3 separate regions of the Homo sapiens genome follow, and all the other regions are linked to region 2. A link is a contact called in ENCODE Hi-C or POLR2A ChIA-PET data. All regions are on one chromosome and are shown on one strand. Each heading gives the region's core, a stretch centred on a gene start or an enhancer-like site at or near the end of the contact. The rest is flanking DNA. Distances are from core to core; before and after follow the strand shown.

Region 1 (3,924 bases), core at 1,399-3,898, 78 kb before region 2:
CAAACTCCACCTTGCCAGAAGTGTGTGCCAAATAGTAATGTTCGCTTGTTAAAATTAAATAAAGAAATGCCATAGACACTTTGATAGTTAAAAATTTTATGAAAAATAAAAACTTATGAAGCACATTTAGTTTAAACTTACAATAGCAGCTTATTTCTTCTTTTTCCTGAACATATGTCAAATACAAAGTTCAGACAAAAGACCATAATGTTTATTTATTATATGGAGGGCCTGGTGGTTTATAGTTCTTCATTTTTAATACAATTGATAAAAATATATGCCATGATATATAATAAAATAGTAAATGTATTGTTAAATGTATGTAGAAAAATCTTACCATGTGTCACACATTTCAAGATTTTGATTTCAAGTACCATATTCCTGAGAACATTGCATATTTCTACATGATTAGTTCTGTCATTATTTAAATTAGCTTTGCTCTTAAATGTCAGGTATTACCTTTGGGTTAAAATGTTGGAAATAAAACAGACCCGCTAATTTAATAACATCCATGAGACAGGTAAAAGCAAGACACTCACTCAATTTATTCCATAAATGTTGATTGATCCCTCAAATATAATGGACAGTAGGATACGGCAGTAAACACGGATCTTGTGGCATACTGAGGGACAGGTGATAAAAATAATCAGGCTGCATGCACACACATTCCATGAAGAAAATAAAGAGGGAGGAGATAAATGTCAAAATGCAAGGGTTTATACAAAAAGTGAAAAAAAATTTTTTTTTTCTGAGACGTAGTCTCCCTCTGTCCCCCAGACTGGAGTGCAGTGGCTCAATCTCAGCTCACTGTAAGCTCTGCCTCCCGTGTTCACGCCATTCTCCTGCCTCAGCTTCCCAAGGAGCTGGGACTACAGGCGCCCGCCCTAATCTTCGGTATTTTTAGTAGAGACTGGTTTTCACTGGGTTAGCCAGGATGGTCTCGATCTCCTGACCTCGTGATCTGCCCGCCTCAGCCTCCCAAAGTGCTGGGATTACAGGCATGAGTCACCGCGCCTGGCCAAAAGTTTTTTAATGTAAGCAGTGTTTTTTGTTTTTTGTTTCCAAAAGTGACGGATGAACTGTAATCTGAGGTTTGATTTTATGGTTGTTCTTTCACTCATTCTAAGTTAGCTACACTCCCTCCAACTGGCTGCTGTTAGAGAAATATTAATTCTTCATTTAAGATCTTAGGCAGAAGCTCCCCAGGCTTCCTTCTCTGGTTCAGTTTGCATTCCAGGGGAGAGCACTGGATGGTGAGAAAGCTACAGAAAACTAGTGCCTACACGAGTAGACTTGAGTCAGGGTGCAGGAGGTCACAGATCTTCAGGGCTTGGCCCTCAGGGGCATTCCTGGCTGACCACTGCCGGGGGAGACCGGGTGTGCTGGAGGCGGTGGCAGCTGCTCGGGATCTCTACCCAACTCCACATTCAGCGGCGTCACGTTCACAGCTTGGCATCGCCCATGGTAGGAGTATTTAAGCCATGAATATCAGTAAATACTACAATCCAGATCTTTTCTCCATTATCTGGTTATTACAAATTTGCAGTGCACTAGTGGGTGGAACATATTTTTGGTGACTATCTTAGCAGCTGGACGGGCTCAGTTCAATCAGGCAGATGAAACAGGCTTAAAATAGGAGCCTATGAAAATCTGGGCCCAATAAATCAACTACAGAAAAAAGCAGTTCACAGTGACTCCACCTAGGTAGCCCCCTCAACAATCAGACTTCCATTTTATGCTAATTGAGCATTTTTTCCTTTTAGTACTCAGCTTTTAGGAAAAGGAATAATTGAAAACGAAAAAAACTGAAAGCAAGAGCTGATGAAAAATATCATGTCCGGGCCATTTTCTGCACACTTGGCAAAATACCCCGTCCTCTTGGTAGGATCAGCCTGCCAAGGGTGGCAGCCACCACGACTCTGAGATGTTCTTGCTGGAGCAAGATTAAAGGCGTAATAGAAAGATTCTCAACAGCAAGGACTTAAAATGCTGTCACTGAGTAGGAAACACAATTAAACTGAACACCCTTTTGAATTAGTCCATTTCCTGAGGTTTTATCATATATGTCCAAGTAACTATGCAGTCTAACGGTGAAACAGACACTTCCTGCCGCACAAGCTCTTCCTATCTCCTTTTGTGAAAGAAAGAATACAAATGTCTTACTCATTACTTTGTTTCACTTAGTGGCCACAAGGACCAAGGAGGAGCCTTGCGTTTCTGACCTGGGTCACACGCGGGAGGAGGGGGCGAGCTGCACACTTCCTGGATTTCTTTGCTTCGCATCCTCTGTTCTCTCCGGAGACTGGCAGCCACTTTTCCATGTTATCTGATTCGTCTTTCAGATCTCTCAGAGGTCAGGGTTTTGCTTTTCTTTTTCCTATTTTATTTTATTATTATTATTTTTTAAAGGTGACCCCTTTGGAAGCTCAAGTTCTTGGCTCAGCAAAGCCTCCGAGGAGGACTCTGATTTACGCACAGAAATTTGAAATGGGTTAGATGGGATACTTAGCAGGATGCAGTTTCCAGGTCTGTTTAAAGGAGACAGGTTGCAGCGCAGGCCGTGGGTGGGGGACGCCTTGGCTCCCCCAGGCCATCGGAGAGGAGCTGATGTAACAGTTCTGTGACAGCCAAGCCTTTTCTTCAGATTCATGCTTTTTACTGATAAATATTGTGAACATTACATTTACACAAAAGAATGTCTGACTAATCTCTTGGCACAGCGCAGAATCCCTTAGTTTTAAATTTGAACCAGTTGAAAAGCAATCAATACACATTTAAAGAATGCAGCAAATATCAGACTTTTAAAAAGTCTATATATATATAGTGTTTTCAAATTTGAGGTATTTAATCGTACCTAAAATGAAAGGTAAAGCGTTCTTAGACAAACTACAGAATTTTCCTCTCTCTGTGGTTTTTCAGTAGTCCAGCTCAAAGCAAGCCAGACTAGTGCTGTCTACAACTCGTAAGCTTTTCTGGGGTTGATAACTATAGCAGGCTCGCTTTATTTTATTTTATACTCTATTTGCTTTAGGTCAAATTGGAGATATAAAAACTGCATTTTTAGGGGAATAAAATGTGTAGAAAGAGGGCAGGAGACCAAACCCAAAGAACTTAGACGTGGATTAATGTATTTAGACTAAGGAAGATTCAAAATTTCACAAGCATACCCTTCCTTAATAACAATACCATACACTGGTGTGGTGACGCCCCACTCATAGGGCAGCCTTGCAGCTGTGATCTCACAAGAAAGCAATACGTGAAGGCTCATACACGCCATTAGGAAAGAAAGAATGAAGTCTGGCTTTGAATAAGTATCAGTTTCCATATTACAGTAAGGGAAAGCGGGGGAGCTATGAGGGAAAACCTGAAGGCTTCAAATCAAAGGAAGCTCCATGGACTCTGATTCCAGAGTACACTGTCATCTAAGAAAACGTTTCATCAAGCCTGTCAAACAGACAGAAGTCTTACCAAAGTCAAAACAGAGGCATGGCCGCTCCAAGCAAAGAGGGGCTGTTGGATACTCACTGCTCTCATTTGCCAGCTTAGGACTCTCACTGACAGGCACGCTTGATTTGTTTTATTTTTGTGCTGTGATTTCCCTGTTCCACCAAGCACTCTGCACTTCCCTTTTGAGGGGAGGGAGCCAGAGTTTCATCCTTTTTTAAAGTCCAGTTCTTAAACAGTGCCTGGCACATAAATATTATAAATAAAATAAACACAAAAGTTTTGTTGTAAATGAATAAATGTTATAAATGTGGAACAAATGATTTAGCCATTCAGATCCCAGGCCTTCATGCCATCACATCCTGTTCCACAAGTACGCATTAAATTCAGATTTTTCTGGATCTAACATTATAATAGCCAAAAGTTCCCCCTATTTATTAGTGACCTAGAGAGATTTGTGGCCATCTTCCTTGGAGCATC
Region 2 (3,982 bases), core at 1,191-3,690:
TTGTTTGTTTTGTTTTGTTTTGTTTTGCCAATTCACTTAACAAACCACAGTAAATCCTCACTTATCATCAGTAGGCTCCTGGAAACTGCGGCTTTAAGCAAAACGATGTATAGCAAAAACAATTAAACCATAGTCGAGTTGATCTAAAGAAGAGTTAAATTCCTAAGGCATATTTCTGGTCACAAAAACATCACCAAACTTCTAAATAAGGACAAAACACTTCTATATTAAACACCTGAAATAAATGTGAACTACACATACATTTAAGAAAGATTAATAAAAGCAAGTCAGATAATAATTTACCCACTTATTCTAGTTCAGGGTTGCAGGGGGCTGGAGCTTAACCTGGAAGTTCAGGGCACCAGGCGGGCATCAGGCGGGCACCAGCCCTAGCCAGTACACCGTCCCATCTTGGGCACACTCACATACTAGCACACAGACTGGGACCATGTGGACACACCAATTTACCTAACATGTCCAGCTCTGGGACGTGGGAGGAAACCAGAGTACCTAGAAAAATCCCACACAGACCTGGGGAGAACAAGCAAACTCCACATGGGGGTGGACCTGGAAACAAAGTGATTTTTTCCCCTCATTGACATTGGAACAAAACAATATTCAACTACATTTTTCAGGGACCTGCTAAATAGGACTAATGGAAGAGAGTTAATAGTCACTATTTTTGTTGCTTTTACTTTGTTTTCTAACCCATGTTATGCCTTCCACAACTCTGACCCTAAACAAATGATGGTTTCCATGTTTTTCTGCAAAGGCCTGAGAAGGGGTAGGGAGTAAGTGTGGGCCTGCCTGCAGAAACTCCCTGACTGCAGACATTTTCTTTCTGCAGGAATTTCCTGTCCCATGCCCTGTTCGTTCCCAGGGATCTATGAGAAGCACATGGGTTAGAGGTGTGAGTAGTGACACCCCTGAGGACTGTGAGGGGGTCCAGGTGTACCATTCCTGAGTCCCCCTGGATGGAAATACTGCAGACTTCAGAGAGGAACAGAAGAGAGAGGAATTAATGTAGATATTTACCAGACACAACTTCCAAATTTCCAGATTGGGGGCTTGGCCCTACTCCATCTCTGATTCTGGGATTTCACACGTTTCTCAGACTGAATTGCTGCCCCCACAGCCCCCGCCCCATATTTCTTTCAAAGGACTACATATCAACCCATCTATCTCAGGGAGTAGCCATGTGGGAAGAAAAGGTATGAGTAATTTGTTTGATGATTCAGAACATGAAAAGTATGGTTTAATGTTCACACAGTTGCTCTCCACCCAGTTGCCTTAGGGAGTTAGTTTAGAACGGATAAGGAAGGGAGAAAACGCAAAATAAACCAATAATATACAAGAAATGGCTGCTTTGTTGATGAAGCTGTCAAAATCAGAAGGGAGATTCTTTTGTGAAGAAATGTTGAGGCCAATGGATCTCCTTGCTGAGAACTTCAGTGCTCTTGATAATCTATTGTTCAAAGGAGGAAAAAAGCATCCTACAAAAATGTGTAATTTCCTAAAGTGAATTGTCATGACATTCAACAAAATGCAGTTTTGTCAGAGAAGTCATTTCCATATGTTTCAGATAATTGATTTGTGCGTTTCCTACTGTGACCAGACTGTAAGCTTCTTGAGAGCAGGAGACAAGTGCCATGCCCCTCTGGACACTCCTGAGTGTCTAGCATGGGGCTTTGCACATAAGATGTGCCATTAAATATTGACTGAGAGGCTATCATAATAAATGCAAATCACAATAATGAAAAAAGGTGATCCCTATGTGATGATTTCAATATATGTTGGCAAGAACATTCCACTTCAAGCCAACAAGAAGTCCTCAGACTTCTTGTTATTTTATTCAGCCAGTGTGCCAAATTCTGTCCCAAGGGACCTACAAATGGTAATGAATGGGGGAAAAACAATTAGGCTATTGAGTCCATTCCCCTTCACATCAGGCTTCTTCCCTGTGGAGCATTCTTCCAGCAATTACCTAGAGATGTCTCCTGTACAGAGTTATCCTGCAATTCCTTTAGGAAAATAATAAATTTGACCCTGATACAAAGTTCCCACCATGCTACACTTCATTCTCTTGTGCCCAATATAACTTTGCGTTTGTCTTTTATTTTTTTCCTTTCACATATCTTTGGAAGAAATGTAGTTTAGCTTAACATGTATTGAGTATCAGGCATGAACAGTTACAGAAAGGACTTACTGCCTCTAGTTCACGCAGATTGAGGTTCAGAGCCTTGATCAAGGAGCGGTATCAGGGATGCTGGGGGCGTCATTACACACCTGAGAGGGTGCTCATAACAGACAGGTGTAGATTAGCGACTGCTAATGTGCTTCAGCCTGCTTCCCATCTTCCTCAAGCTCCTTCACTCATGCATTCCCAGTGGCGTGAGAGGCCCAGCTTAGCTGGCCGGGAGGAGGGACTTTTTGTGCTGTTATCTTCTTGTTTTTCCCACAAAGAACACACACCAGGTTACTATGACTAACTGCCTTGTGACCTGCTGTGTTTATTCTCCTTAACCCTGAACTGTGCTTTCATGCCCTGGAAGCCAGGCCAGGCAGCTGTCAGCCTGCATGGCCTTCTGTGTGTTGTTTGTATGTACACGCAAAGAGCAGTGACTCATCTACAAAGGGAGTCTCCAGTAAAAGGCTGAGATTATCCTCCACTTCTCGTTCCATCACATTTTAGGAAACAAACCTTCTTATGAATTTGTCTTCATTGCTATAATGATATTTTTTCATTTATCTATAAACTGGCAAGAAGACAATTCCATTTCTCTCGTTGGATCTTACATGCCTGTCTCTTTCCCTTGGCTCAGGTCTTGGAACAGATTTGGACCTCTCAGGAAGACCCCCGGTCATCCAAGCTAAAATGCGAACCATCTCCCCAACTGCTTTTTATCACAGTACCCTGTTTTGTACACTTCACCACTTCACTACTTGTAATTATCTTTTTTTAATTGCTTACTTTCTCAAATGTAAGTTTCACAGGTGCAAGGATTCTGTTTGTCTTGCTTTGTTACCACTGAATTCCCAATGCAAAGAAAAGGGCTTGGCAGGCAGCATACAATAAATATTGATTGAATAACTGAACGAATGAATGAAATATATCAGGTGAAGCTCATAAGTCATATGTTAATCAGCACAGCCTTGTGGCTTAAGATCTTAGGGAACACAATGTAAAATCTTTAGCTTTCATGGGGGCAAAAGGCTGAAGGAAGCAGAACATTAGTATATGGCAAAGAAGGGAACAAGCACTCTTTGCCTCCTCAGAGTTAAATTTATGGAGATCCAAACTTTACCTCGTATTGGTCTATTAGCTTTCCATTTACCCTCCCGCATCTGCTATGAAACACAGCAGCCAGCCCAAGGCTACAAATCCCTCCTTCCCATCATCTTCAAGTCTATTCAGTCCATTCTTTCCTTTCTTTCCTCCTCCCCTGCCTCCCTCCCTCATGCTCTTCCTCTTCCTTCCTTCTTTGGTATATGAATCTTCAGGTGCATCCCTTTCTGTCTTATCTATTATTTGACTATGAAGTATGTTCTTAGTAAAAAAATTATTCCCTAGTAGTCTAAAAAATGATCTTAAAGTATCCTTTTCATTATATTACCTATATATTTTTTATTTTTAATTATCATGGGTACATAATAGTTTGACATTTTTATCAAGCACGTGATATTTTGAAGCCAGCATACAATGTGTAATGATCAAATCAGGGTAACTGGGATATCTATCACATCAAACATTTATTAATTCTTTGAATTGGGAACATTTCAAAACTACTCCTCTATTTATTTTGAGGTATACAATAAATTATTGTTAACTATAGTCTCCTTATTTTGCTATCAAACACTAGATTTTATTCCTTCTATCTAACTGTATTTTTGTACCAGGGCTTCTATCATTTAGAAGATGAAAATGTGTGCTGAGATTTAAAAAGTATTCTCAAAAACAATGATGAATTGAATTCCCAGATTT
Region 3 (4,202 bases), core at 1,398-3,897, 130 kb before region 2:
AATGTGAGAAACTCACAATGCATACTATTATACTAAAAGACTTGAGAAGTTCTGTAGTAAAACAGTTACATTTATTTGACCTGGAAACCATTTCTTACCAGTTTCTTCTAAGACTATTACATGTGACAGAGCTAGTGTGCAAGGAGCAGCTTTTGGGAAGTGCTGGGCTACAGAATCTTCCTTGGTCTCTGTTTCTCTTTGAAATGAATGAATAATTTGGAAACTATACTAATGTACATAATTATACACCTACCTTCTCTATACATTTAGTTTTTAATAAGTCTTTAATAATTTGGAAGTCGGTAAATCTCATTTCATTCCCTCATCTAATCACCCAACTACCCATCCGTTCACTAAGTCAGTCATTGAAATTATGGAGCTGGATGAGAATTAGAAATAGTCTAGTCCATTTCCTCATCTTACAGAATGTGGAAACCAATGAGTTTTGAATGCCTGGTTCAAATACACAGTTGGAGACAGAGCCTGACAGCAAGCTCAGGCTTTTTACTTTCTCACTTTGTGTTTGGAGCCAACACTCACTACATGGGCTCCCCTTGCCCATCATCCACCTAATGCAACAGGCCTCCTCAACCCACCACTGCTCAGAAAATGCCCTCTCAGGGGCTGCCCCTGCTCTCCCAACTGCAAGGCCCAAGTGACCCATTCCAATTCTCATCACATTCCACCTCCATGCTGCATTTGACAAGCAAGACCAACCCCTTCTACTCCCAAATCTCCGTTCCCGTGGTTTTCTTACACTCTCTTCTAATTCTCTACCTACCTATGAATATCCATGAAAACTCATGTTGCTGGGAAGCCCCACTAAGAAATTCTGACTTGTATTGTAGCCACCAGACTCTTCTCTACGTCCTACTTAATTGTTGATGAGTCCACAAAATTCTGTTCTTCATTTATTTTTCTTCTCACTCTACAAGATCACCCTGGATGATATCCATCCCCAAGGCCCTAATCAGCATCCACATGGTGACTTATCCATTCATTTCAATCAGAATCACAGATCAATGAACATTTTCTAGCACACCATTTCCCAAAAGCTGTTTCATGAACACTAGCTCTTTAGAATGAAATAGTGTTAGATTAAATTTTTAAGAAATGGTTTTAAGGGCAAATAATGTAATGCCCAGTCCAACTCGTCCGCTGAGAAACATTAGCATATATCCATTTTCCTACTGGATATCTGTACTTCAGTATCCCATAGATTTTCCATTCAGTGTTATTCTTACTCCAAATTAGCTCTTCCTCCTATAGTCCTAATTTTGGAAAACACGGCTGTCATCAACCTAGTGACCAAAACAGAACCTGGAAGCTTCCATTCTCTCACTGAAAGACTGGAGGAGATTCTGACTTCTAACGTCTCCTTTCCCAGCCCTCCCCTTTATCCCCACAGCCCGGTCTGGCCTCTGGGTGACGGTAGCAGCATCCTGATGATTTCATCTCAGGTTGTCCCCTCTGCCAGCCAGGCCTCCACATTAATATCAGAGTTTAGTTTTTAGCAGCATAAAGCTGATCATGTCAACCCCACGGCCCCCAGGAAACATCCACATTCCTAAGCGTGACAAGGGGCCCTCCACATCCCAGATCTGGTTTCCCTTATCTCTTGCCATCATTTCCCTCTACCTCAAATTCCGGCCATACTGAATGCACGTACCCAGAACGCGCCAGTGTTTTCCCTCTGAGCAAGTGTGCAGTCTTCTCCCTTGGCCAACTTCTCCCAGTATGCTTCAGGTTCTCCTCATCTCTAAAAACACACCTGCCATGTCTCCTCTGTGAAGCCCTTCCTACCTTGCCCCTCCACACCCATTCCAGAATAGAATGGACCGCCATCCCTCCCACATCCTCCATCAGTAGATGTTTAACACTGTGTCACTCACTGATTTACCAATCTGCCTAACAGAAGCCCTTGCCTGTTTCATCTGTTTCCCTGGGGACCAGCATGGTAGATGGTGCAGTGTAAACCATCAGTAAAGGCTGGCTGGATGCATGCTAGCTCCAGGACATATCGCTGCCTCTTCAAATATTTGTTCTTTTCTTTTTATCATGATAGTTTGTGCAAAGCACTGTTGAAGAATTAGATGAGACACCTACCATAAAGAGCTCTGTAATTCAGCTCGGGGAAGATAATACACAAACACTAAGAGGAGGGAACATTACTGTTGCCTGGTAATGGCATTGAGATCACAGAGAGTTTACAAATAAAGTTTCAGTTATTTGCACATGCAGATTTCATTGTCAAAATTGGAAGCTATAACTCATTAAAACATATGTTCATAGTTATTAAATAAATGTGTTGGAGAAAATATTTCAAAAACAAAAGAAATGAAGTGTATCTAATGAACATTAAATGGCTCAATTTGACAGAATTTTTAATTCACTAATTCAAAAAAATTATTAAGCACTTACTATGTGCCAGACACTGTCTCTAAGCACAGAGTATTGGTTGTGAAGTTATATATGAAGGAAGTAAAGTCAGAAACACAGGGTAAGGTCAGACCATACAAAGCTTGGATGTTTTGAAAAAAAAAAAAAATCACATAACCAGAACTACAGAAAGACCTGAAGCAAAGGACAAACATGATCCCCAAGGAAATGAAGGCCACAGGAGAAACAGTGACGTGGCTGCTGGTAGTGCAGGTGGTGTTTTCACAATGAGTGTCAGGTGTGGTTAGGACTTTCAGGTGCAGAGGTGAGACTTTAAACTGAAAGCCACATGGAGTTTGTGCCTGGGAGCAAAGTCATGGCTGATGAGGTAGGTTCAAGAGTTTTCTTCTCACATGTGTTAGCTAAAGTCAAGAGAGTAAATTAGATTATCCAGGGACAGTGCATAGCATAAATATGTGTGTAAGGTTCTCTAACCTAATCATAAGTATACACTACAGGGCATTTAACAATAAATTAAATTTTATTTCAAGCCAATTCTGCACAGAATCAGGCTAACCAGGTTTTGTGTAGATGAAGTCCCATTTTAATAAATCAGTGAGACCAATGTGTCCATTTTCCCATAAAATGACCTAAGCTGCACTGTTTTCCAGGTGCATGACAATGACGTGTTTTACACGGAAGCACATACTAAACTACCTCAAACTTCATGTTCTCTCGAACAGGCAAAAGAGTCCTTTCCAATCTTTTTTTTTTTTTTTTTTTTTTGAGACGGAGTCTTGCGCTGTTGCCCAGGCTGGAGTGCAGTAGTGCGATCTCGGCTCACTGCAAGCTCCGCCTCCCGGGTTCATGCCATTCTGCTGCCTCAGCCTCCTGAGTAGCTAGGACTACAGGCACCCGCCACCACGCCTGGCTAATTTTTTGTATTTTTAGTATAGACGGGGTTTCATCATATTAGCCAGGATGGTCTCGATCTCCTGACCTCATGATCTGCCCGCCTCGGCCTCCCAAAGTGCTGGGATTACAGGCGTGAGCCACCGTGCCCAGCCTCCAATCTTGTTAGAGTCATACTGATCTTACTTGTTCAGACAGTGATTATACCCCTTGAAAGGAACTCAAGGAAGCTGAAATTTCTAAATAACTTACCTGTCCATAAAGAGGAGACTAGGCATTAAATTATGGCATATCCATCAAATCAAATACTACACAGCAATAAATAAGTACAAGTGCATGTGTGATCCAGGTCTACATCTGTGAATATGAGTGTATATCATAATGGTGAAAAAAATGAGAAATATGCAAAATATAGATTGCTTAGGGTTTCATGCATAAAAACTACTATAAAAATGACAAACACCTATTTCAGCGCAGGGGAGAGGGATACAATTAACGGTATTGGTAATGCTCAAGTTCTTAAGCTTGGTGAAAGCTGGTTGGTAGATACAAAAGTGTATCTTTAATACTTCAGACTGTTTTTAAAAGCTGCAACAGTCAGACTGCTTATATTTTCCTGTGTAGAACGAATATGAAAGATACTACACCAATTACTTTGACTGGGATAATGACCAATTGAGGCACTGATGGCCATGCCTGAATTTGGTCTGATAAATTTATTAATCAAATTCAATTGCCATTCTCCTGTCAAAGACCAGAGAAGAAGCAAGACAGGTGGATACTCATGGGAAGACTACTTTATTTTTCTAAGTTTCAATTTCTCACCTTACAAAGTGACTTCTTAGGATCTTTCCAACTCCAAAATTTCATTTCTACCATGAATACCCAAAATAAGGCAGCAATGAAATTTA

The links. A loop is a pair of places that touch in the nucleus more often than their neighbours do. ChIA-PET counts read pairs that join two places held with the same protein, here RNA polymerase II (POLR2A). Pooled maps may share reads with other maps.
Region 1: a map of endothelial cell of umbilical vein shows a loop between it and region 2 (6-fold over the local background). The contact joins two enhancer-like sites. A Hi-C loop is called at or near these places in 4 of 168 maps with a recorded cell type or tissue (CD4-positive, alpha-beta memory T cell, MCF 10A, chondrocyte and 1 more), 1 of 37 single-sample maps with no recorded cell type and 4 of 50 pooled maps. POLR2A ChIA-PET finds 5 or more read pairs at or near these places in 3 of 52 experiments (GM12878, MCF 10A and Panc1).
Region 3: a pooled map shows a loop between it and region 2 (2.4-fold over the local background). The contact joins two enhancer-like sites. A Hi-C loop is called at or near these places in 2 of 50 pooled maps. POLR2A ChIA-PET finds 5 or more read pairs at or near these places in 2 of 52 experiments (GM12878 and OCI-LY7).

What each region holds. Positions count from the first base shown.
Region 1 is chr18:10,924,848-10,928,771 of GRCh38, forward strand. The region is part of intron 3 of PIEZO2 (piezo type mechanosensitive ion channel component 2); the gene reads right to left. Among named protein-coding and RNA genes, the nearest start is that of MIR6788, 170 kb to the left of the region's middle. Within about 2 kb of position 2,649, at least 8 of the 41 ENCODE cell types and tissues checked have a DNase peak (open chromatin) inside an H3K27ac peak, as active enhancers do; they include GM12878 and endothelial cell of umbilical vein, where a contact is called at or near this core.
Region 2 is chr18:11,003,256-11,007,237 of GRCh38, forward strand. All of the region lies in intron 2 of PIEZO2 (piezo type mechanosensitive ion channel component 2), which reads right to left. Among named protein-coding and RNA genes, the nearest start is that of PIEZO2, 140 kb to the right of the region's middle. RefSeq lists an enhancer at 2,200-2,689. Within about 2 kb of position 2,441, at least 7 of the 41 ENCODE cell types and tissues checked have a DNase peak (open chromatin) inside an H3K27ac peak, as active enhancers do; they include GM12878 and endothelial cell of umbilical vein, where a contact is called at or near this core.
Region 3 is chr18:10,876,249-10,880,450 of GRCh38, forward strand. All of the region lies in intron 4 of PIEZO2 (piezo type mechanosensitive ion channel component 2), which reads right to left. Among named protein-coding and RNA genes, the nearest start is that of MIR6788, 120 kb to the left of the region's middle. RefSeq lists an enhancer at 2,454-2,683. Within about 2 kb of position 2,648, at least 3 of the 41 ENCODE cell types and tissues checked have a DNase peak (open chromatin) inside an H3K27ac peak, as active enhancers do; they include GM12878, where a contact is called at or near this core.